Linked DNA regions of Homo sapiens: region 2 is linked to region 1. Evidence: chromatin loops called from intact Hi-C (ENCODE). Cell type or tissue: GM12878. All regions are shown on one strand.

Region 1 (2,500 bases):
AGCAAAGTGCTTGACAGAGCTGAAAGTGAACAGCAGAGGCTGGGAGGAAGCAGGACCAAACAAATCCAGAAATCCTCCAAGGCTGTAGCCCTAGGCCCAGCAGGTGGTGGTCAGGACAAAGTAGGAGCATGTACAGTGTTGAGATCAGAGTCTTGGGAAAGCACCTGTTACAGGTCAGAGTGAAGGATGATCCCAGAAACAAGTCAGACAAGAGGCAGGTAAGTGAACAAAGTGATCACAAGTCAAGGGAAATGGTGAGTCCATAAGTTTGTCAGTAGCAATTTACTTTAACTACTTCATCTTAGGCCATATTGTGTACATGCGTATATTGGTTTCTTTCAATTGCATGTCAAGGAGATCTGCTCCTTTTTTTTTTTTTTTTTTTTTTGGTACATGTGTTGCTGAAGTGAACACAGATCTGCTAGCTTTTAATCAGAAAATCCACACTCCAGGGCTGGCTACTACAAGTTGTTTTGCTTTCTTGCTTACTAAATACTATCAGAAGCTATATTAATTAAGTATAAGGGTTGATAGATATTAGAAAGGTTGTTGATTAGCAATAATGAGCATTAGAAATGTGCTTACATTTTTGTGCATTTTTGATATTCAATGTGTGTGGATAAGGTAAAACATTTTGAAAACACTTTCTGCTTTTAAAGGAGCAGACATTAAAATCTAGTGTCTATTTCACCATATACCCTTAGCGATAACATGGAAGGTTCGATATGTAAATAATCTTGTGTTGTGCTGTTGCTTTAGAAGGTTATTGGTCACAGTATTCCAAGAGCTGATTTGCTGAAATACATAATGAGAATATTGTAACATTTGGTTTCAAAGAACTTTCCATGCAACACATTTTCAGAACCTCAAAACAGAATAGTGGGATTTTATTAAGGCTGCATGCTTACTTGTAAATTGTGTACATTTGTAGCATAATTCAGTCTTGGGCTTAATTTTATAATTTCCTGGAAGCTAAATAATGAAAGAGTGTTAATTCTCACCTGTCTTCAATTACTGGGCAGCACTGGTGAGATTCTCAAAAGAAATCTATTACCTGTGTGTGACTACAGTACTCAGGAACTGTATGGATAGAGAAGAACAAGAATGACCTGTGGATTAAAAAGACAGAACAGAGGTCCAAAGGGAGTGAGTGAGACGCCAGCAACAGGGACACCTTCTGGCTCAGTAAAAACACTTGTTCTGTGGTGGGGAATGGTTAGGGTTGCACTAGCTGTACCTTCTGTGGGGAATAGGCAACCTTGGGTATGGAAAATCACTGAGACAAGATTCAGGAGACCCAGTTCAGTGCTAGCCCTAATTGGTCATGTGAACTTGGGTAAGACCCTTATCCCCTCTAAGTCTTGGCTTCCTGATGGGTTAGATGAAGAGTTAAACAAAATATTCTTGGCTGGGGTAGCACAGTGTGGTGAAGGCAGTGAGATTTCGGGATCTTTAGTCTCTCTTACAATCTTAGGCTCACTCTGAATATCTAGGGCTTCTTGTGCAAGTTGTTTAATCCATTTAAGCTTTAATTTTTTTATCTATTAAATGCAGGCGATAACACCTATATCAAAAAGGCTATTTTTAGTATTAAGTAAAAGGTGACATGTGAAGTGTTTAAAAAACTGCTTAATAATGTTACCCCATTCCTCTCATCTTTCCCTTTACACTCACACATTCTACAATTCTATGAATTAAGGGGAAATGATTGATGGAAATTTGTGGCACAGGCAGAGATGGAATGGGGATGTTATTTCCTCAGTATTGGGCTTGAGTGATAGTAAACGATGAAGATAAAGTTCACTTTTGAAGTGGAATGGTTAAAGTACCATTGAGGGAATACATGTTTAACCTAATAAACTGGAGACCCATTTTGTAGTTGTATTCTACCCCATGGGAAGTGCAAGAGACACAGCACACCAAAAACTAGGAAAGCTCTACGATTACTAGTCGGGACTCTGGATCCAACTGGAAACATCACTGTGTGATGGATCAGAATTTGAAGCATGAGGAGAATCTGGGCTAGGCGAGCACAGAAATCATGCCTACACCACCAGTGGGAAGAGGAAACTCTGTCTCTCTGTATGTATATATGTTTGTGTGTATGTTTTTGTGTATGTATGTATATACATGCATATATATTATGTGTATATATAACATATATTTAGTAGATTTAAAAATTATGAAATTATGATAAAATTGTGGCTTCAGTCATCAACAATTCTTTGTTAAGTCATTAATGAATGACTTTTTTTTTTTTTTTTGAGACAGTCTCACTCTGTTGCCCAGGCTGGAGTGCAGTGGCATGATCTCGGCTCACTGGAATCTCTGCCTCCCGGGTTCAAGTGATTTTCCTGTCTCAGCCTCCCAGATAGCTGAGATTACAGGAGCCCACTACTATGCTCAGCTAATTTTTGTGTTTTTAGTAGAGATGGGGTTTCACCATGTTAGCCAGGCTGGCCTTGAACTCCTGACCTCAGATGATGCATCCGCCTCAGCC
Region 2 (2,500 bases), 310 kb before region 1:
GAGAGTCTTGGGGAGAAATACTATCAAGTGCGTATGGAGCATATCCTCTTAGCTGCTCTAAATGAAGCATGTTATTAGAGGTTGCCCTGACCTTTCCTATCCTGAGTCTTCGAGTGACTCCGTCTCAGAGTGACACTGAAAGGTTAGTGTCAACAATGCAGTTCTATGGCTCTATCATTAAAATTTTGTCCCCATATTTACTTTTGTGTACATTATATTGTTTTGGAAAAGTATAAACATTTCAAGAATTGTTTCATTAAAGAATATTCCTTTTTTTTTTTTTTTTACCTGAAGCAAAATATAAGGAGGCAACTAGGAGACTCACTAAGAATTTCCAGCATTTCAACAAGGAAAAATGATATTAGCCTTCTAGGATCTTGGCAAATTAAGTAGATAAGCTTGTCTTCAACACCTTCAGTCTCTCAGCTCTTCATCATGTTCTCATCTAGTGGTCACTTTCTCAAACATTCTCCTTTAGAAAGCAGGATTTCCCATGTAGAACAAAGAAAAAACAGGGTCTGTAAGGATATATAGTGAGGATATTGGAGGGAAGGACAAAGTGGGTGGAAATTTGATTCTTCTTTGTGAGGTTTACTCTTCGTCCTTCTCTTCCACAGTCTGTGTTTGCAGGTAGATGTTTTTAATGGGTTTCCTGCTTTAGGACTTTTTGAACAGCCATGGAAGGGGCCAGGGAGAGGGAAGGAATCTCTAGTCCTGAGCATTGCCGAGTCCTTCATCCATCCTCAGTCCCACCTTTGGATTCCTTGTGGTACAATGATTTCTCCAGAGACAGGCACTTTCCTTGAGCAGGTAAGAGTGGACAGTCTCGTGTGTGTGTGTGTGTGTGTGTGTGTCTGTGTGTGTGTGTGTGTGTGTGTGTGTGTGTTTGGCAGTCAGGCAGCAATCTGGGGGAAGCAGGAGACAAATCTTTCTCTTGCAATTTTTCTTTAAGTGGAATTTCCCACCTGCCTCAGTGAATAATTTACACAACATAAAAGTGATCATGAAACCATAGTTCAATGCTTACAGAAGGAAGCAAGGCTGACTTACAGAAGTTACTGTTTCACTAGGGCAGAGAAAATTGTCTCAGGTGCCTTGAACATTTCAGCTCCCTACACAGCTTGCAGATGCTCTCCCCAAGGTACAGTGGCCTGGCCTTCCATCAGCACAGTCAGTGAGTAAATATGTCCTTTAGTCATTTATTAACCGCTATTACATAATTGAACGACTCTAACCTGTCTTTGCATAGCTCATAGCTCACAAGCTTTTGAGGAATACGAAGTGTTTATTCAATAAACATTTGTTAAACTCTGAGAGATAATTGTGCATGACATCCTTAGATCAGAGTTTCCCCGAGTGTTCTATGGAGCACTGTCCAGCCCAATACCTTTATCAACGTAAACGATGGGAGAGTTAGGGGTACAGTGCTATAATTTCCGTTGCACAATAGACTATTAAATTCTCGCTGGAGGTAGGTCAAGGGGAAAAGAGACTTTATGATTCTTTAAGTAAGGATTTCAAAAATCACAGAGATTCCCAGAACACATTTGTTTTCCTCATTGCCTCAGATAATCAAATGTTTGTTGGGAAATTCTGAACTAAGAAATTTGTTCTACTGATAAAGTTGCTGAAAGAATTTTTAGACTCAAGCAACTATTGCATTCTGAATTCATTCTTCATGGAACAGGGCTTAGCAAAGCTGGTATTGGCATTATCAAAAGGCAGAGAGGGTTTGTTGAACTGAGCACTTCTGTATTCTGAGCAAGTGTCTTGGGGAGCTAGAAAAGTCCTGACATGCTTTGGCAATGATCGCTACAAAACGTTTCACTCAATACTGTCTACATTAATTTCTGAAAGAAATTGCAAAACATTTTGATAGTTTTTCTAAAGGTCTGAGTTTTAAGATTTTGTGTATTTTCACTTAAATCTAAAACTAGAAATTACCAATTAAAAGAATTGTGACAATGTGGTCATTCACTTTATTCACTTTAAATTCTTGATAAATTAATTAATCAAACAATTATTGTGCATCCTACCCTTTGCTAGCCTTGCATTAGTTACTGGAAATGAGGAGATGGGCCATCAGGCTCATGCTTTGTGTGCCTAATACCGAGACCTCTGCAGTTTATGTCTGATTATGCTGTATCAACTTTTGGGAGATAAAATCTACTGAGTTCTGCCTGCTGTTTTAGAAAGTCTTTGATTCATCCCATTTGCTCTAATCAATAACCTTCAGTCTCTGAAAGGCCTATGTCAAAATGCTTACAACAGATTTTCCCATTTCACTGCATTTCATTGCAATAGACCTGCCCATCTCCCTCTGTTCATGGCTCCTGGATTAATCCTTCCAAGGCAGTAATTTAATGACTGTCATGGTCAAAAAGGTAGGGATGGAAAATATTAGTATTTAGAGAAACTTTTTGTGTTAATCTCATGGAGGTCTGGGGGTAGAGAAATCTTGGTAGAATTCATAATCCTTGTCACCAGAAACTACAGGATT

What was found. A loop is a pair of places that touch in the nucleus more often than their neighbours do. Peaks named below come from ENCODE experiments on the same cell type or tissue, not always from the same donor. Only the 100,000 strongest peaks of a DNase experiment are listed, where the experiment ranks them.
Region 2: it touches region 1 in a loop (2.5-fold over the local background); 3 of 110 quality-filtered maps call a loop at or near these places.

What each region holds. Positions count from the first base shown.
Region 1 is chr2:122,740,403-122,742,902 of GRCh38, forward strand. No RefSeq gene overlaps it. Among named protein-coding and RNA genes, the nearest start is that of LINC01826, 330 kb to the right of the region's middle. In GM12878, a CTCF peak has its summit at 1,176; no DNase peak of the experiment used is centred here; H3K27ac peaks cover 260 bases.
Region 2 is chr2:122,432,133-122,434,632 of GRCh38, forward strand. It overlaps LOC105373592 (a long non-coding RNA gene), which reads left to right. Exons shown (of 7, transcript XR_001739684.2): 7 at 618-806. Among named protein-coding and RNA genes, the nearest start is that of LINC01826, 640 kb to the right of the region's middle. In GM12878, no CTCF peak of the experiment used is centred here; a DNase peak (open chromatin) is centred at 1,119.